Linked DNA regions of Homo sapiens: region 1 is linked to region 2. Evidence: read pairs that join two places in POLR2A ChIA-PET (ENCODE). Cell type or tissue: GM12878. All regions are shown on one strand. Links, peaks and the distances in the headings refer to the core of each region. The heading gives the core; the rest is flanking DNA. Region 1 overlaps FCER2 (Fc epsilon receptor II). Region 2 overlaps ARHGEF18 (Rho/Rac guanine nucleotide exchange factor 18).

Region 1 (4,000 bases), core at 1-4,000, 290 kb before region 2:
CGGGCGTGTTGGCAAATGTGACGGCACGCACGTGTGACGTGAGGCAGCATGTCTATACGTTTGTGTGACCCGAGTGTCATCGGGAGGACACAAAGATATAAGCGCAGGGTGGGGAGTGTGCTTGGATGCGAGGCAGAGGTGTGCGTGATGACGGAAATAGGACTAAGTTTCTGATGGGGCAGGACACACAGAGCATACATAAAACACCGCTTATTTTATTTTTTAAGAGAAGGGGTCTTGGCCAGGCGCGGTGGCTCACACCTGTAATCCCAGCACTTTGAGAGGCCGAGGCGGGTGGATCACCTGAGGTCAGGAGTTCGAGACCAGCCTGACCAACATGGTGAAACCCCGTCTCCACTAAAAATACAAAAATTAGCTGGACGCGGTGGCTCACGCTTGTAATCCCAGCACTTAGGGAGGTCGAGGCGGATAGATTATGTGAGGTCAGGAGTTCGAGACCAGTCTGACCAACATGATGAAACCCCCATCTCTACTAAAACTACAAAAATTAGCTGGGTGTAGTGGTGCGTGCCTGTAGTCCCAGCTACTCGGGAGGCTGAGACAGGACAATTGCTTGAACCCGGGAGGTGGAGGTTGCAGTGAGCCAAGATCACGCCACTGCACTCCAGCCTGGCGACAGAGCGAGACTCCATCTCAATAAAAATTTTAAAAAATTAACCGGGTGTGGTGGCGGGCATACGTAATCCTAGCTACTTGGGAGGCTGAGGCACAAGAATCACTTGAACCCGGGAGGCAGAGGTTGCAGTGAGCCGAGATCATGCTGTCTTCGCACCACTGCATTCCAGGGCAACAGAGCGAGACTCTGTCTCAAAAAAAAAAAAAAAAAAAAAAAAGAGAGAGATGGAGTCTTACTCTTTTGCCCAGGCTGAAATGCAGTGGTGCAATCATAGCTTACTGCAGCCTCCAACTCCTGGGCTCAAGAGATCCTCCCACCTCAGCTTCCAGAGTAGCTGAGACTACGAGTGTGTGCCACCACGCCAGGCTAATTTTTTATTTTCCTGTAGCCACAGTGTCTCACTTTGTTACCCAGGTTGGTCTTGAACTCCTGGACTCCAGCGATCATTCCGCCTCAGTCTCCCAAAGTGCTGGGATTACAGGCATAAGTCATTGCACCTGGCCCTAGCTAATTTTTTTATTTTTTGTAGCGACAGGATCTCGCTATGTTGCCCAGGCTGGTCCTGAACTCCTGGGCTCCAGCAATCCTCTCGCCTCGGCCTCCCAAAATGCTGAGATTACAGGCATGAGCCATCTTGCCTGGCAATTTCTTTCTGATTCCAACTGTGTCCTTTCACAGATTTGGAGACTCCTACAATTTTTTTCCTCTTCTGCGTTAAAGCAGTCCAGTGTTGACCCTCGCTGGGTTCTCCTTGCTGGTGTCCTCTGCCTGATGTGGCCCAGTGAGGAGTTATTAGTAGGATTCTCATACACATAGCCTTCCTGGTAGATTGTCTGACCAGGGCAGGGAGCCAGACGGGGGTAATGTCTGCAGTGATGGGACAATGGAGATGGTGGCCTCTTTCCCAGGGGTGGCAGTAATGGAGGCAGTGTTGACCTCAGGAGGCTAGCAGGCTGCAGAGAGAGCAGACATTCAGTCACTGTACCCTTAATGTGGGGTAGGGACCAGGTGCACTGGCTCACGCCTATAGTCCCAGCACTTTGGGAGGCCGAGGCAGGAGGATCACTTGAGTCCAGGAGTTTGAGACCAGCCTAGGCAACACAGCAAGATCCTGCCTCAACAAAAACATGAAAAAATTAGCCAGATGTGGTGATGTGTACCTGTAGTCTCATCTACTCCGGAGGCTGAGGTGGGAGGATCACCTGAGCCCAGGAGTTTGAGGCTGCGGTGAGCTAGGATTGAGCCACTGCACTCCAGCCTGGGCAACAGAGTGGGACCTTGCCTCTGAAGAAAAAAAAAATTACTGTACGGTAGGAACTGGGGTTTTACAGCCCTGCCGTTCCGCCAGCTAATGCCCCCACCCTTGATTTTTGGTCTTTGACCTCTGGGAAGCCCCAGCTGCCCTAACTGGGGCAGAGAAGAGGAAGTTTCTGTGCTTGGTGTGATGGAGTCCCATCCCCTGGGATGTGAAGTGGCTTTGGGAATCCCAGCCAGAAACCTCAGTGTGGTCCCTCAGGGAGAGGCACAGGGGAAGAGCACTCTGGACCATGACAACTTCTGACAGGTCACCTCCTAATTCTTCCCCAGTCCCTGAAGTCTCCCCGAAATCCAGCCCCACAGCCTGGGATCTGAGCCTGGCTCTGAGGTTGTCTCTGGGTGACTATGTAACAAACAACCAAGACACCTTCCCCTGAAGTTTTCTTTGAGGGCTCAGAAATGTCCTCTTCCTGGTTTTGGGGTTTGGGTTTTTGTCGTTGTTGTTTTTGTTGTTCAGAGACAGGGCCTGGTTCTGTCACCAAGGCTGGAGTGCAGTGGCACAATCATGGCTCACTACGGCCTCAAACTCCTGGGGTCAAGTGATCCTCTCATCTTGGCCTCCCAAATCGCTAGGATTACAAGTATGAGCCACTGCACCTGGCCACCTCTTCCTGTTTTAACGCTGCACCTCCAGAGGGCTGAGTACTGGTTACCATTTCATGGGTGAGAAGCACACTCATCTCAAGCTACTGCAGACCCTAAGCTCCTTAGAAAAATCTGACCATGTGAGGGTGGGCGTGGTGGCTCACGCCTGTAATCCCAGCATTTTGGGAGGCCGAGGCAGGAGGATCACTTGAGCCCAGGAGTTCGAGACTGGCCTGGGCAAGATGATGAGACCCTGCCTCTTTAAAAAAAAAAAAAAAAAAATCTGTGGCTGGGCATGGTGGCTCATGCCTGTAATCCCAGCACTTTGGGAGGCCGAGGCAGGTGGATCACATGAGGTCAGGAGATCGAGACCAGCCTGACCAACATGGTGAAACCCCGTCTCTACTAAAAATATAAAAATTAGCTGGGCATGGTGGTGCACGCCTGTAATCCCAGCTACTTGGGAGGCTAAGGCAGGAGAATTGCTTGAACCCGGGAGGTGCAGGTTGCAGTGAGCCGAGATAGCGCCACTGTACTCTGGCCTGGGAGACAGAGCAAGACTCTGTCTCAAAACAAAACAAAACAAAACAAAAAACATCTGACCACGTGTAGTGGAACCTTCCCTGCATATCACTATAGGAAAACCTACTTACTTAAAGCGGGTTTTTGCTATGTTGCCCAGGCTGGTCTCAAACTCCTGGGCTCAAGCGATCCTCCTGCCTCAGCCTCCCAAGTAGCTGGGATTACAGGTGCACACCACTGCTGAAAATCTATTTTGAAGCAAGAAAGATTTGATCCAGTAAGAGTGGGTTTAACCTTCCACCTGGGAGGCGATAGCAACAATGTCTGGGAGTTTCACTGCGGTGGGGGGAAGGGGAGAAAGAGACCATATTGAGGGATTGTGGGACCTAGTCTTGCAATCCCATTGGCTCTCCTGACCAAAGCCTCCCACTGGAAGAAAATCATCACAATTTCCCAGACATTGGCTAGGAGTGCTGGTTTGGCGGGTTCTGCCAGTGATGATGACCAGGGCTGTTGGTAGGGATGGTGCTTGGGGAAAGTAATCGCTGGTGGACCTGGCCACAGCACTGGTTTTGCTGTCGGTGCCAGTGATGAAGACACGGCTGGTGTGGTTGGTAAAGATGGTGTTGGCTGTGGTGTGGGTGGTGGAGATAAGCTGCTGCTGGTGGTGGGTACCTCTGTTAATGATGTCGGTGATGAAGGTGTTGCTGACCTTGGAGGGGTTTGTTGGTGGTTGAAGTGCTGCTGGCCATGAGGTGTTTGTCATGATGGGGTTGGTGGCTGAGGCACTGTTGGCTATGAGGTGTTTGTGGTGATGATGGTGGTTGAAGTGTTATTGGATATGAAGGTGTTTGTGGTGACAGTGATGGCCGCTGACGTGCTGCTGGTCATGGTGTTGGTGATTGAAGTATTGCTGGCCATGGATGTATTTATGGTAAT
Region 2 (16,829 bases), core at 10,944-14,943:
GGTTGCTTATCTAGACCAACGATTCTCTACCAGGGGTGATTCTTGCTCCCAGGGTCATTTGGCAGAGTCTGGAGACATTTTTGGTTGCTATGGGAGTGAGGGGGGAAGAGGGGTGCTCCTGGCATCTGGTGGGTGGAGGCCAGGGATGCTGCTCAGCACCCTGCAGTGCCCAGGTAGGTCCCATCCCAAAGAATGATCCGGCCCCAAATGCCTACAGTATCTAGGCTGGGAAACCCTGATTTAGACCCACGCGCAGGAATCTAAGCATCCCGGTACTCACTCTGTCACCTGGTGATTAAAGCCACCCCTATAGCTGTCTGTCATCTCCAGCTTTGATAAATAAGCTTTCTACATCTTTATCTTCCCAAATTACAAGTTAAATGACTGACCGAGACACAGCAGAGGACAGAACCGTGGGTGGCTTCCTACTAAGTTAACATCAGCCCATTAATTAACAGCTTTGTGAACTTCCATCCACCGATGAGCATGGCTAAAAGATGATTACCTCACGACCATCTTGTTTGTTTGTTTATTTTTTGGAGACAGAGTCTCGGCTGGAGTATAGTGGTATAATCATAGCTCACTGCAGCCCCAAACTCCTGGGGCTTAAGTAATCCTTCTCCCTATCTCCCAAGTAGCTGGAACTACAAGTGCACACCACCATGGCTAATTAAAAAAGATTTTTTTGCCGGGCGCAGTGGCTCACGCCTGTAATCCCAGCACTTTGGGAGGCCGAGGCAGGTGGATCACGAGGTCAGGAGATCGAAACCATCCTGGTCAACACGGTGAAACCCCGTGTCTACTAAAAATGCAAAAAATTAGCTGGGCATGGTGGCGGGCGCCTGTAGTCCCAGCTACTTGGGAGGCTGAGGCAGGAGAATGGCGTGAACCCAGGAGGTGGAGCTTGCAGTGAGCCGAGATCGTGCCACTGCACTCCAGCCTGGGCAACAGAGCAAGACTCTGTCTCAAAAAAAAAAGAAAAAAAAAAAAAAGCTTTTTGTTTTTTGTGTTTTTTTTGGTAGAGACAGGGTCTTGCCGTGTTGCCCAGGCTGGTTTTGAACTCCTGGGCTCAATCGATCCTCCTGCCTTGGCCTCCCACAGTGTTGGGATTGCAGGCATGAGCCACCATACCCAGCCCATAACTATCTTAATATCTCTGCGTGCTTCTGATCCTGCCCCCAAAAATATGGTGTGGGACGTGGTTAGATGCTTTCTATTTCCATGTGTTTGATCCTGATTCGCTGGCTGAAATGCCAAAGGTCACGGGAAACTGTGACTTGCTTTCCAGTTCTTGCAAGATCCTATAGTGTCAGATGCAACTAGTAAGGGGACTCCTCCAACTCAACAATAAAAAACAAATACTCCCATTCACAAATGGGCAAAGGATGTAAACAGACACGTCTCCAAAGAAGAGATACAAACGACCAGTCAGCACATGAAAAGACGCTCAACATCAGTAGTCACCAGGGAAACGCAAAGCAAAACCGCCCACTTCACACCCACTAAGATGGGATAATTTATTTTATTTACTTTTTTTTTTTTTTTGAGACAGAGTCTTGCTCTGTCACCCAGGCTCCAGTGCAGTGGCTCGATCTCAGTTCACTGCAACCTCCGCCTCCTGGGTTCAAGTGATTCTCCTGCCTCAGCCTCCTGAGTAGCTGGGATTACAGGCGCCTGCCACCACGCCCGGCTACTTTATGTATTTTTAGTAAAGACGGGGTTTTGCCATGTTGGCCAGGCTGGTCTGGAACTCCTGACCTCAGGTGATCCGCCCACCTTCGTCTCCCAAAGTGCTGGGATTACAGGCTGAGCCACCGTTCCTGGCCTAAAATGGTATAATTTAAAAAACCGAAAATTAAGTGTCTCGGTGAGAAGGCGGAGAAACCAGGACCCTCATACACTGCTGGTAGGAAGGTAAAATGGGGCAGCTGCTATGGAAGACAGCTTGGTGGTTCCTAAAAACCCTAGCATAGGCCGGGCGCGGTGGCTCACGCCTCTAATCCCAGCACTTTGGGAGGCCGAGGAGGCCGGAATACGAAGTCAGGAGTTCGAGACCAGCCTGACCAACACTAAAAATACAAAAATTAGCCGGGTGTGGTGGCGCGCCCCTGTAATCCCAGCTACTTGGGAGGCTGAGGCAGGAGAATTGCTTGAACCCGGGAGGCAGAGGTTGCAGTGAGCCAAGATCACGCCACTGCACTGCAGCCTGCGTGACAGAGCGAGACTCCATCTCAAAAAAAAAAAAGAAAAACCAAACAAAAAAACACAAAACATGGAAATAAGTGTGCATGTATAGATGAATGGATAAACAAAACGTGACATACACGCACACTGTAATATTATTCAGCCTTAAGAAGGAAGTTCTGACACACAGATGGACCTTGAGGACACTATGCTCAGTGAAATAAGCCAGTCACAAAAGAATACATCGTATGTGACTCCACTTCTAGGAGGTCCCTAGAGTTGTCAGATTCATAGAGACAGGAAGTAGAATGGTGGGTGCCAAGGGCTGGGGAGGGGGATGGAGAGTGAGTGTTTTATGAGGACAGAGTTGCAGCTTGGGAAGAGGAGAAAGTTCTAGAGATGGATGGTGGTGATGGTAGCATCAGCAATGTGTATGTGTTTAATGCCACCAACCTGTGCACTTAAAAAATGATTTTTTTAAAAAAAGATGCCACTTGGCTGGGCACGGTGGCTGACACCTGTCATCCCAGCACTTTGGGAGGCCGAGGTGGGCAGACCACTTGAGGTCAGGAGTTCAAGACCAGCCTGGCCAACATGGTGAAAGCCTGTGTCTACTAAAAATACAAAACTTAGCTGGACATGGTGGTGTGCACCTGTAATCCCATCTACTTGGGAGGCTGAGGCAGGAGAACTGCTTGAACCTGGGAGGTGGAGGTTGCAGTGAGCTGAGATCACACCACTGCCCTCCAGCCTGGGCAACAGGGCAAGACTCTGTCAAGAAAAGAAATAGAAAAGAAAAGGGAAGGGGAGGGGAGGGAAAGGGAAAGGGGAAGGGGAAGGGGAAGGGGAAGAGGTAGGGGAAAGGAACAGGAAGAAAAGAAGGAAAGAGAGAAGCTTGGTGTGCAACTTCATTTTTAACATATCTGACAAAAGAAAGTGCCTAAGGCCAGGTCTCAGGTGGAGAGGCCCTGCGCTGCCCAGGCTTGTTCTGAGATCCTCTGCTTCCTTTTGTGCAAATTTCACACTATTTTCTGGTATCAGGATGGAGGGACCTTCAATATCACCTATAGATATTGCAGATGCTGAAAAAGCATCTGCCTTGTGAGTATTTCTCTTGACACTGGGTACAGGCCAGATGCTGAAGTATAAGAGGTCCCAGCAAAACTATTCCACCCCCTGAGGCCTTCTTAGGAAGGGCAGTGCGTGGCATTTTTTAAACAATTATGTTAGTTCTATTGACTGGGCAGAAATCAAAATGACAAGGGTGAAAAACCTTTTTTTTTTTTTTTTTTTGAGATGGAGTCTCACGCTGCTGCCCAGGCTGGAGTGCAATAGCACAATCTCAGATCACTGCAACCTCTGCTTCTCAGGTTCAAGCGATTCTCGTGCCTCAGCCTCCCAAGTAAATGGGATTATAGGTGCATGCCACCACACCCAGCTAATTTTTTTATTTTTAGTAGAGATGGGGTTTTACCGTGTTGGCCAGGCTGGTCTCGAACTCCTGACCTCAGATGATCTGCCAGCCTCAGCCTCCCAAAGTGCTGGGATTTACAGGCGCGAACCACCATGCCCAGCCCCTGAAAAACATTTTGATGAAAAGAAGACTGATTCTGAAAACATTAATTCAGGTCTAGTTACATAGCTGAAATCTTCCAGAAAGCTGGAAGATTTATATACATATGTGTGTGTGTATGTATGTGTGTGTGTATATATATATATATTTCAAGCCAACAATTTTAATGTGGGAAATAAACAGCAAATAAATGTCAGCAGAGGTGACTCTAAGACGGACAGAGGAAACCAAACACCTGAGAGAGGCCGGGGGTTTCTCTTTCAGCAGATCAAAAGCAATCAGTCACAGGCGGAAGGCAGGGCAGCAAAACAGGTGTGCAGAATGCCAGAAAAAACCCTGTTTGCCTTCAATGGGCGGGGAAAGTATTCAAGGGCACTGCATTTCTGGAAAAAGGGAACTGCAATGATGTCAGGGCTGGTGAACCTTAGAAAAACCCTTCACAGGCCGGGCATGATGGCTCACGCCTGTAATCCCAGCACTTTGGGAGGCCAAGGCGGGTGGATCACGAGGTCAGGAGTTCAAGACCAACCTGGCCAACATGGTAAAACCCCATCTCTGCTAAAAAAAAAAAAAAAAAATACAAAAAAAATTAGCCGGGTGTGGTGGCAGGCACCTGTAATCCCAGCTACTTGGGAGGCTGAGGCAGGAGAATCGCTTGAACTTGGAGGGCGGAGGTTGCAGTAAGTAAGCTGAGGTTGCACCACTGCACTCCAGCCTAGGCGACAGAGTGAGACTCCATCTCAATAAAAAAAAAAAAAAAAGAAAGAAAGAAAGAAAAACCCCTCACAGGCCAGGCGCGATGGCTCACGCCTGTAATCCCAACACTCTGGGAGGCCGAGGTGGGCCTTGGCTCAAGTGTGAGTTCAGGTGTTTGAGACCAGCCTGGCCAACATGGTGAAACCCCGTGTTTACTAAAAAATACAAAAATACAAAAATTAGCTGGAGGTGGTGGCAGGCGCCTGTAATCCCAGCTACTTGGGAGGCTGAGGCAGGAGAATAGCTTGAACTCAGGAGGTGGAGGTTACAGTGAGCCGAGATTGTACCACTGCACTCCAGCTTGGGTGATAGAGTGGCCTCCAACTCAAAAAAAAAAAAAAAAGACTCTTCATTAGTTTCCAATCTAATCCAAACTCTCACAGAGGCCAACCTTTCCATAGCATGGACTGGGACTGCCATTAAGTCTTTTTTTTTTTTTTTTTTTTAAGAAACAGGGTCGGCCGGACGCGGTGGATCACAAGGTCAGGAGATCAAGACCATCCCGGCTGACATGGTGAAACCCAGTCTCTACTAAAAATACAAAAAATTAGCCGGGCGAGGTGGTGGGCGCCTGTAGTCCCAGCTTCTTGGGAGGCTGAGGTAGGAGAATGGCATGAACCCAGGAGGCGGAGCTTGCAGTGAGCCGAGAACACGCCACTGCACTCCAGCCTGGGCGACAGAGCGAGACTCCAACTCAAAAAAAAAAAAAAAAAAAAGAAACAGGGTCTTGCTCTTGCCCAGGCTGGAATGCAGTGGTGCAATCACGGCTCACTGCAGTCTCGAACTCCTGGACTCAAGCGATCTTCCTGCCTCAGCCTCCCAAGTAGCTGGGACTATAGGTGCACACTACCTACCTGTAGTCACCACGCGTGTGTAAGTTTATATATTTCTTTTTGTAGAGATGGGGTCTCACTATGTTGCCCAAGCTGGTCTTGAACTCTTGGGTTCAAGTGATCCTCCCGCCTTAGCCTCCCAAAGTGTGAGATTACAGGCGTGAGCCACTGCACTCAGCCGGTCTTGTTGTTTTCATCTGGGGGGACTCAAACTCTATGTTGAACACCCCCAGGCTTGCAAATACCACAACAGATCATTACTCCCTTAGAAAACACACTGCAGGATAAAGAGGGGCCCCTCAGGGAGCTGCTGCTCATGGATGGGCCCAGATTGTGAAGAGGTCAACCTGGGACACAGCTGCTAAGCTCATGAGACAGGTGAGGGCCTCCTGTTCCCTAACCCGCATCCCTCGCCAAATTTAGTCAGACCATTGTGGCCCTAGAAACAGAACTGTAAAAATGATGCGTCTACTGTAGGGGCTGGTGAACCCCTACTGTCTGTGGGCTGGCCACCTGTTTTTGTAAATAAAATTTTATCAGAACACGGCCACGCCCACTTGTTTCTCTGTTGTCTGTGGCTTCTTTTGAGTTGAGTGGCTGTGACAGAGGCTATGTGGGCTGCAAAGCCTGAAATATTTATTATCTGGCTCTTTCTCTTTTTTTTGAAACAGGGTCTCACTTTATCATCCAGGCTGGAGGCAGTGGTGCGATTTCGGCTCACTGCAACTTCAACCTCCCGAGTTCAAGCAATTCTCCTGTCTCACCCCCCAAGTAGCTGGGATTATAGGCATAAGCCACAATGCCTGGATAATTTTTGTATTTTTAGTAGAGATGGGGTTTCACCACGTTACCCAGGCTGGTCTCCAACTCCTGGGATCAAGTGATCTGCCCACCTCTGCCTCCTGAAATGCTGAGATTACAGGCGTGAGCCACTGCACCCAGCCTACTACCTCTTTTTTTTTTTTTTTTTTTTTTTTTTGAGACGGAGTCTCGCTCTGTTGCCCAGGCTGGAGTGCAGTGGCGCGGTCTCGGCTCACTGCAAGCTCCGCCTCCTGGGTTCACGCCATTCTCCTGCCTCAGCCTCCCGAGTAGCTGGGACTCCAGGCGCGGCCACCACGCCCGGCTAGTTTTTTTGTATTTTCAGTAGAGACGGGGTTTCACCGTTTTAGTCAAGATGGTCTTAATCTCCTGACCTCGTGATCCGCCCGTCTCGGCCTCTACCTAGCTCTTAACAGAAAAAATTTGCTGGCCCCTGGCCTACTATATCTAATTGGTTTGTTCTGGAAGGGAGAGCCTATTTCCAAGAATTCAAATGCAACCAGCTGGGCTCATGCAGTCTGGGAACTCCCAATGCTCTATCCCTGATGTGCAGAAGGAACCGGAATAAAAGGAGTGGCAAAGTGGATTCGCTGTGCAAAGTCATTACTGAATTCCAGACGCTTGAAATTGCCCATGCTGGGAGCAAACAGGCCACAAACAAGTAGCAAAGAGGTTGGTTTCTTTTTTTTTTTTTTTGAGACTCAGTCTCACTCTGTCACCCAGGCTGGGGTACAGTGGCTCAATCTCGGCTCGCTTCAACCCCCACCTCTTGGGTTCCAGCGATTCTCCTGCCTCAGCCTCCTGAGTAGCTGGGATTACAGGTGCCCGCCACCACACCCGGCTAATTTTTGCATTTTTAGTAGAGACGGGGTTTTCACCATGTTGGCCAGGCTGGTCTCGAACTCCTGACCTCAGGTGATCCACCCACCTTGGCCTCCCAAAGTGCTGGGATTACCAGCGTGAGCCACCATGCCTGGCCAGTGGTTGGTTTCTGAGCATCTCAAGTTCCCTACCATCCTGAGTATGATGGCTATAACCTTTTTTTTTTTTTTTTTTTGAGACGGAGTCTTGCCTTGTCGCCCAGGCTGGAGTGCAGTGGCACGATCTCCGCTCACTGCAAGCTCTGCTTCCCGGGTTCATGCCATTCTCCTGCCTCAGCCTCCCAAGTAGCTGGGACTACAGGCGCCCGCCACCACGCCCGGCTAATTTTTGTTTTTTTTTGTTTTTTTTTAGTAGAGACGGGGTTTCACTGTGTTAGCCAGGATGGTCTCAATCTCCTGACCTCATGATCCGCCCACCTCGGCCTCCCAAAGTGCTGGGATTACAGGCGTGAGCCACTGTGCCAGGTGGCTATAACTATTAATATAAGTCAGCAACCAGCTCCTACGCTAGGAAAATTCCAGAACCTTGCAAAGACCTTCATTAGCATTCCTTTTAGAACTGCAACAGTGTGAGCTTGAATATATTTTAACATATCCTGTGTCTCAAGGTCAGCTCGTAAGCTAGGTGCAGGGGAAGGCAGCTGGTACAGCTTTGTTTTTTGCCCTCTCTGAATCTATAACACTTTTGTGTTTGATGAAGGTGGTATCTGAATGCAGGGGAAGGAAAAGATTATATGGAGTATAGGCACACGGCCAGACATTTGACAGACTGTAATATCAGATTCCTACTCATACGTTTTGGCAAATTATATTCACAGAGAATTCAGATTTAGAAGCTTTTCAAAAAGAATCTGGAGGCCAGGTGTGGTGGCTCACGCTTGTAATCCCAGCACTTTGGGAGGCCGAGGTGGGTGGATCACCTGAGGTCAGGGGTTCGAGACCAGCCTGGCCAACATGGTGAAACCCTGTCTCTACTAAAAATACAAAAATTAGCCAAGCGTGGTGGCACGCGCCTGTAATCCCAGCTACCTGGGAGGCTGAGGCAGGAGAATCGCTTGAACCCAAGCGGATGGTGGAGGTTGCAGTGAGCCGAGATAGCGCCAACGCACTCCAGCCTAGGTGACAGAGCGAAACTCCGTCTCAATAACAACAACAACAAAAAGAATCTGGTGTTCTCCTGAAGACCTCCTCTTTCCTCTCTGCAATTAACTGGTTCTAAAGAGTGAGACCTTCTACATTTACTTCAACTTCAAAATACTGGAAAATCACTGTGTTGTAAAGAGCCTAAGAAATGAGTGCCAATAGCTTGTAAACTTGTTCTAGGCTGGGAATGGTGACTCCCACCTGGAATCCCGGTGTTTTGGGAGGCTGAAGCAGGATCCCTTGAGCCCAAGAGTTTAAGACCAGCCTGGGCAATATGGTGGAACCCCATCTCTACAAAACAGCATTACAAAAACCAACAATTAGCCAGGCGTGGTGGTGCATGCCTGTGGTCCCAGCTACTCAGGAGGCTGAGGCGGGAGGATTGCTTGAGCCTGGCAGGTAGAGGTTGCAGTGAGCTATGATCGCACCACTGCACTCCAGCCTGGGCAACAGAGCAAGACCCTGTTTCAAAAACAAAAACTAAAACAAAACAAATTTGTTGTTTACAAATCGCTAGAAATAGGAGGTTCCTGAAGTGGGCTGAACAGTGTCCCACCAAAATTCACGTCCACTAAGAACCCTGGAATATGGACTTCTTTGGAAAGAGAGCCTGGGGCAGAGGTCATTAGTTAAGGATCTCGGGATGAAATTTCGATTTAGGGTGGGCCCTAGAGCCTATGACTGGTGTCTGTGTAGAGAAAGGAGAGGGAGATTTAGAGACACAGATACAGAGGGGAAACACACACACAGGTGAAGGCCACGTGACCACGGAGGGTGTGGAATGACATGGCTACAAGCCGAGGAATCCCTAGGGCCACCTTTTAGAAGTTGGAAGAGGTCGCTGGGCGCGGTGGCTCACGCCTGTAATCCCAGCACTTTGGGAGGCTGAGGCGGGCGGATTGCCTGAGGTCAGGAGTTTGAGACCAGCCTGACTGACATGGTGAAACCTCGTGTCTACTAAAAATATAAAAAATAAGCTGGGCATAGTGGCGGGCACCTATAATCCCAGTTACTGGGGAGGCTGAGGCAGGAGAATCTCTTAAACTCAGTACACAGAGGTTGCAGTGAGCCAAGATCATGCCATTACACTCCAGCCTGGGTGAGTGAGACTCCATCTCAAAAAAATAAAAATAAAAATAAAGCACCCGAGTCTGTCGCACACAATAAAGGTGAGTTCGGTTTGGTAACACTTTGCATCCTATTATTGTACGTGTGCCCATTGGATCACGGTATAGAATGTTCTGTTTTTGGTCAAAACAAAAGCACCCATCTGAAGGAGCTACAAGAGAGTCCCTGAGGCCCCTGTCTTCAGGCCCAACCATCAGGCGAACCTTCCAGACCAATAGAGAGCTATCCTCATGCTAAAATACTCCAGGACTGGGATGTTCAGGTCGGATTAGCTCCACGATCTATCTAAAAGGCCTTTTAATAGAGACATGGCAAAACCCCATCTCTACTAAAAATACAAAAATTAGCCGGGTGTGGTGGTGGGCGCCTGTAATCCCAGTTACTGGGGAGGCTGAGGCAGGAGAATCACTTGAACCCGGGAGACGGAGATTGCAGTGAGCCGAGATTGAGCCACTGCCCTCCAGCCTGGGTGACAGAGCGAGACTCCATCTCAAAAAAAAAAAAAAAAAAAAGAGAGAGATCCTCCTGCCTCAGCCTCACAGAGCGGGTTTGCTTTGGGTTTCTACCTAACTGTGTTTCTCTTTTTTGTGACTTGACAACTGTTATCCAGATCAGTCGGTATTTACAGGACAACAGAGAACGCAGCCCGAGAAGCCCCTCGAGCATCTAACTGGCTCCCTGGAGCCAGGACAGGGAAGGGATCAACAATGAACACACAAGGTCAGGTCAACTCAGTGAAACGGCCCCAGGGCAGCCCGTACCTGCCTCTGGCAAGGTGCTCCTTACTATTCCTTCACATTTCTTCTTACAGATTACAAATAACTAGGCCAGGTGCAGTGGCTCACACCTCTAATCCCAGCACTCTGTGAGGCTGAGGCAGGAGGATCTCTTTTTTTTTTTTTGAGACGGAGTCTCGCTCTGTTGCCCAGGCTGACATGCACTGGCTCAATCTCGTCTGACTACAACCTCCGCCGCCTCCCGGGTTCAAGTGATTCTCCTGCCTCAGCCTCATCAGTAGCTGGGATTACAGGCACCAGCCACCACGCCTGGTTAATTTTTGTATTTTTAGTAGACATGAGGTTTTGCCATGTTGGCCAGGCAGGTCTTGAACTCCCAACCTCAGGTGATCTGCCTGCCTTGGCCTCCCAAAGTGCTGGGATTACAGGTGTGAGTCATTGAGCCCAGCAGGAGGATCTCTTGAGCCAAGGAGTTCAAGACCAGCCTGGGCAACACGGCGAGGCTTCATCTCTACAAAAAATAAAAAATTAGCCGGGCACGGTGGCGCACACCTGTAGTGCCAGCTACTTAGGAGGACAAAGCGGGAGGATTGCTTGCGCCCAGGACGTCAAGGCTTCAGTGAGCTGTGATTCCTCTATCCTGGGCAACAGAGCAAGACCGTCTCAAAAAAAAAAAAAAGAAAGAAAGAAAGAAAGAAAGAAAAAGCTAAGTTTAGGCAACAACGTAAATGAACCTTGCAATCGTTATGCTAAGTAAAAGAAGTCACATTAATACATCAAGTATACTGTAAGATTCCACTGATATGAAAAGTCTAGAATAGACAGATCTAGAGACAGAAAGTAGGGTCGTGGCTGCTGGGGGCTGGGAGGATGGGGGAATGGGCAGTGAAAGCTATGGGTGTGAGCTTTTCTTGTGGGTGATGACAATGTTCTGAAATTATAGTAGTGACAGCTGCACCACTCTGTGAACATAGTAAAAATCACTGATTTGGCCGGGTGTGGTGGGCTCACGCCTGTAATCCCACCACTTTGGGAGGCCAAGGCGGGCGGATTGCTTGAGGTCAGGAGGCCTGCACCTGTAGCCCCAGCTACTTGGGAGGCTGAGGCAAGAGAATTGCTTGAACCCAGGAGGCGGAGGTTACAGTGAGCCGAGATCGCGCCACTGTACTCTAGCCTGGGTGACAGAGTGAGATTCTGTCTCAGAAAAGACAAAACAAACACATTGAATTGTACACTGTAAAAGGGTGAGTTCTGTGGTATGTGAATCACATTATCCCAATTTTAAATTTGCTATAATATAACATAAATTGTGATCATATAATTATCTTGGCCAGCAGCAGCTGGTCAAGAGGGCTTTCTGGGTCATGCCTGGGCTATACCTGCTCCGAGGCTCTCACTTTGTCACACTGGATGGTACAGACACACTTTGTAACCTTCTCCTACGTGGTCCTACATGGCAGGGACCAGCGCATGGGCACACTGACATCTCCTGGGCATTAGGCAATCTATTAACCTAGCCCCACACCACTTACGGGGCAAGCTGGTCCCCTTTCCTTTAGGGTTCTCTTAGCTTTACCCCCCAGTCTTCCTGCCACTCAGTCTCAAACCATTCCTTAAAATTCTGTCCCATTGCCACTGTGCTTCCAGTTCTTATTCCATCTCTTCCTCTCTTTGTAACTGCTTTATTGAGATAGAATTATCATACCACACAACTCACCCTTTGACAGCATCCAATTCAATGGTTCTTAGTATGTTCACAGAGTTCTGCATCTGTCATCACAATCTATTTTATGTATTTATTCATTTTATTTTTTGAGACAGAGTCTCGCTCAGTTGCCCAGGCTGAAGTGCAGTGGCAGGATCTCGGCTCACTGCAACCTCCGTCTCTGGGGTTCAGGCAATTCTCATGCCTCAGCCTCCGGAGGAGCTGGGTCTACAGGCACGCACCACCACACCTGGCTAATTTTTGTATTTTTAGTAGAGATTGGGCTTCACCATGTTGGCCAGGCTGGTCTCGAACTCCTGACGTTGTGATCTGCCCGTCTTGGCCTCCCAAAGTGCTGGGATTACAGGCATGAGCCACTGCGCCCAGCCTACAGTCAATTTTAGAATGCCTTCATCACCTCAAAAAGAAACCCCATTACCTTGGCCATTACTCCCCACTCCACTACCCCCAGCCTGTGGCAACCACTAATCCACTTTCTGTCCTTGTGGATTTGCCTGTTGTATACATTTCATATAAATGGAATCATACAGCAGGTGGCCTTTGGGGACTGGCTTCTTCCACTGAGCAAGTTTTTTCCAGGTCCATCTCTGTATCGGAACTTCTTTTTCATGGCCAAGTAATATTCCACAGTATGGCGGGACCACATTTTATGTATCCGTTCCTCAGCTGATGAACATTTAGGTTGTCTCTGCTTTCTGGCTACTTGGAATAATGCTACTATGAACATTCCTCTGCAAGTGTTTGTGTAGACCTATGTTTTCATTTGCCTTAGGAACCTACAGAGGAACAGAATTGCTGGGTTAACTCAAGGTTTAAGCTTTGGAGGAACTGCCTGTTTCCCAAGGCAGCTACACCAACCTATATTCCCACCAGCAGTGTATGAGGGTTCCAATTTTTCCATCTTCCCATCTCTCTTAGGGATGGGCACAATGGCTCATGCCTATAATCCCAGCACTTTGGGAAGCCAAGGCAGGCAGATTGCTTGAGTTCAGGAGTTCAAGACCAGCCTGGGCAACATGGTAAGACCCCTGTCTCTCCAAAAAATAAAAAAAAATTAGCCAGGCGTGATGGTGTGTGCCTGTGGTTCCAGCTATTTGGGAGGCTGAGGTGGGAGGATCACTTGAGCCCAGGAGGTTGAGGCTGCAGTGGGCTATGATTGTGACACTGCACTCCAGCCTGGGCGACAGGGCAAGACCCTGACTCAAAACCAAAACAAACAAAACCTCATTGGTTAGGAGCCCCCAAGTGGACATCACAAAGGGTCACACGGACCCACCACTGGCCACCACACCCTGGCATTGTCAGCGCTACAGAGCTGATCCCTTGCTGCCTCCAGCGCCCAAGGATGCTGAAATCCTTTGCTCTACATTCTACCTGGTCCGTCACTATCCATTTCACCCCCGTAAGGGAACTAATGAGTCCAGTAATCCCCATTGTGGATAACTTCCCAACTTACTATGGTTTCTAAATTCAATTTTGCTCTTCAAATGAAACGTCAGCAAATTAGAGGTATCCCTACACAGAGTGTAACTGGGATGTCCCTGTATGCAAGATGATGCTAGATTCCTGCCAAGTAATCTGACATGGTCCTCCCCTCCTTCCATCCCACACTGCAATGAGAGAGCACCTGCTCAGGACTCCCTCTTTTCATTTATAAATATTTATTTATTTAGAGATAGGGTCTTGCTCTGTTGCCAAGGCTAGAGTGCAGTGGTGTAATCACAGCTCTCTGCAGCCTTGACCTCCCAAGGCTCAAGCAATCCTTCCATTCCAGCCTCCCAAGTAGCTGGGGCCAGAGGTGTGAGCCATCACACCTTGCCAATTTTTCAATTTTTTGTAGAGATAGGATTCTTGCTATGCTATCCAGGCTGGTCTTGAACTCCTGGCCTGAAGTAGTCCTCCTGCCTCAGCCTTCCAAAGTACTGGGATTACAGGTGTGAGCTGCTGTGCCCGGCCAATTTTTGTTTTCATTTTTGAGCTGAGACTTTCTCCAGACCAACTCCCTCTTTTCACTTTCTCTCCTCCTGAAACCCACCCATAAGAATGATGAACTGAGCCAGGTATGGTGGCTGATGCTTGTAGTCCCAGCTACTCAGGAGGCTAAGGCAGGAGGAACACTTTAACCCAGGAGTTTGCATTTAGCCTGGACAACACAGCAAGACCCTGTTTTTTTAAAAAAATAATAAGATGTCCTGGAATTAAATACTGATGACTGTTGCTTAACTCTGTGAATATCCTAAAACACACCAAATGGTACACTTTTAAAAGGTGAATTTTATGCTGTGCTAATTATATTTCAATAAAGCTGCTGTATTAAAAAAGTGACGTGAATTAAAAATGTAACCATCCACCATCCACAATGTGTTAAACGTGTACTGTTAGTGAAACCTTTAGAATATATATTTTTTCAATATATGACCATAAATCAGTGTATGAAGCCGTGCATGGTGACTCACATCTATAATACCAACACTTTGGGAGACAAAGGTAGGAGGATCGCTTGAGCCCATGAGTTTGAGACCAGCCTGGGCAACCCTATCTCTAACACACACACAAAAATACAAAAATTAATTGGGCGCGGTGGTACGCACCTATAGTCCTAGCTCCTTGGGAGGCTGAAGTGGGAGGATTGCTTGAGCCTAGGAGGTCGAGGCTGTAGTGAGCTGTGATCGTACCACTGCTCTCCAGCCCAGGTGATAAGAGCGAAACTCTGTCTCAAAAAAAAAAAAAAAAGGCGTGGTGGCTCACGCCTGTAATCCCAGCACTTTGGGAGGCGAAGTGGGCGGATCACGAGGTCAGGAAATCGAGACCATCCTGGCTAACACGGTGAAACCCAATCTCTACTAAAAATACAAAAAATTAGCCAGGCGTGGTGGCAGGCACCTGTAGTCCCAGCTACTCGGTAGGCTGAGGCAGGAGAATGGCGTGAACCCGGAGGTGGAGCTTGCAGTGGGCCAAGATCGCGCCACTGCACTCCAGGCTGGGGCACAGAGCAAAACTCTGTCTCAAAAAAAAAAAAGAAGGAAAAAAAAACATTAGTGTATCTACTGCTTTGAACATATTGAACATAATCAGACTAGAACTCTATACTCAGTTGAAACTATGAATCTATCTCTGACAAAAGCAGAGAAGCAAGCAAATTTAATTTAGTTCACATACAACTTAATTTGCATCACAAAAATGAGAACAACTGCTGTCACCGAATGCTCTCGGAGGACATTATTTTACCCAGTTTCCCTCCCTCACCCAGTCAGCCACAATCCTCCCCTCAAAAAATTCCTCCAGGCAGCTGCGAGGCTTCCACTGGTGCTGTTTTGCACCTAGAGAGAGGGTTTTCAAACACAGTAGTTCTTGACCGTCTCAGGGGGAAAGTAAAGTTTACCTAACAAATAACAAAGAAACAGCGATTGGCTGGACTTCATATAAGGTCTCTGGGCTTTTAAATGATTTTCAGAGAGGTGGCAGCAAAAATGTTTTGTAAGTCATAGAGTTTGAAGAGATAGAAACATGACCCAGGATGAGTGAGAATGAGGGAGATCTTGACACACGATCTGAGCTATGTTAAACATGTGCTAGGTAAACACCCAGGGAGGCACAGCCAGTCACCACGGCCCTGGCCCACAAAGGGCAATGGCCTTGAAGCCGTAATTGCTACTGTGTGACAAGAATGAAAATTATACTACAGCTATGCCAGAAACAATGTATGTGCTACTTCCCCTTTCAAAGTGGGGACATTCTCAAGTCGATTTAAGCAAGAAAGAGAGAAGGAACCAAAGAATCTCTTTTCTTTCTTTCTTTATTTTTTTTTTTTTTTTTGAGACAGAGTCTAGCTCTGTTGCCCAGGCTGGAGTGCAATGGCGTGATCTCGGCTCACTGCAACCTCTGCCTTGCGGGTTCAAGCGATTCTCCTGCCTCAGCCTCCCAAGTAGCTGGGATTACAGGCGCAGGCCACCACGCCCAGCTAATTTTTGTATTTCTTAGTAGAGATGGGGTTTCACCCTGTTGGCCAGGCTGGTCTCGAACTCCTGGCCTCTCTGCCCACCTCGACCTCCCAAGGTGTTGGGATTACAGGTGTGAGCCATGGTGCCCGGTCTCTTTTCTGCTTCTCTAAGGTATGCCATTTAAAAATGAAATATGACCGGGCGTGGTGGCTCATGCATGTAATCTCAGCTCTCTTGGAGGCCAAGGAGGGGATATTACCTGAGGTCAGGAGTTCGACATCAGCCTGGCCAACATGGCGAAACCCCGCCTCTACTAAAAATACAAAAAATTAGCTGGGCGTGGTGGCACACACCTGTAATCCCAGCTACTCGGGAGGCTGAGGCGAAATTGCTTAAACTTGGGAGGCGGAGGTTGTAGTGAGCCAAGATCACACCACTGCACTCCAGCCTGGGCGCCAGAGCGAGACCGTCTCAAAAAACAAAAGGAAAAAGAAAAAGGAAACACACTTTGAAGTATATATACACAGTGGCATGATTAAATCTAGCTTAGTAACAAATGCAGCACTTCGCATAGCTCTCATTTTTGTGGTGAAAGTGCTTAACATCCGCTCCTCTTGCATTTTTCAAGAATATGTCACGTTGCACATGATAAATACATACACTGTTATCTGTCAGTTAAAAAAACAAAAACAAAAACCACAGGCTGTGGCAGCTCACGCCTGTAATCCTAGCACTTTGGGAGGCCGAGGTGGGAGGATCGCTTGAGTCCAGGACTTCAAGACCAGCCTGGGCAACATAGCGAGACCCCACAAAAAAAATTTTTTTTTTTTTTTGAGATGGAATCTCGTTCTGTTGCCCAGGCTGGAGTGCAGTGGCACGATCTCGGCTCACTGCAACCTCTACCTCCCGGGTTCACGCCATTCTCCTGCCTCAGCCTCCTGACTAGCTGGGACTACAGGCACACGCCATCATGCCCAGCTAATTTTTTGTATTTTTAGTAGAGACGGGGTTTCACCGTGTTAGCCAGGATGGTCTCAATCTCCTGACCTCGTGATCTGCCCCCCCCCGGGCCTCCCAAAGTGCTGGGATTACAGGTGTGAGCCACCGC

What was found. Peaks named below come from ENCODE experiments on the same cell type or tissue, not always from the same donor. Only the 100,000 strongest peaks of a DNase experiment are listed, where the experiment ranks them.
Region 1: POLR2A ChIA-PET joins it to region 2 with 5 read pairs; 2 of 35 experiments call an interaction of 5 or more read pairs at or near these places.

What each region holds. Positions count from the first base shown.
Region 1 is chr19:7,692,775-7,696,774 of GRCh38, reverse strand. The region is part of intron 8 of FCER2 (Fc epsilon receptor II); the gene reads left to right. Among named protein-coding and RNA genes, the nearest start is that of FCER2, 7.4 kb to the left of the region's middle. In GM12878, for the core only: no CTCF peak of the experiment used is centred there; a DNase peak (open chromatin) is centred at 2,057; H3K4me3 peaks cover 3,540 bases; H3K27ac peaks cover 1,401 bases.
Region 2 is chr19:7,397,458-7,414,286 of GRCh38, reverse strand. The region is part of intron 10 of ARHGEF18 (Rho/Rac guanine nucleotide exchange factor 18); the gene reads right to left. Among named protein-coding and RNA genes, the nearest start is that of ARHGEF18-AS1, 11 kb to the right of the region's middle. RefSeq lists silencers at 4,138-4,277, 14,437-14,637, 16,297-16,497 and enhancers at 15,275-15,779, 15,780-16,285. In GM12878, for the core only: no CTCF peak of the experiment used is centred there; no DNase peak of the experiment used is centred there; H3K4me3 peaks cover 31 bases; H3K27ac peaks cover 278 bases.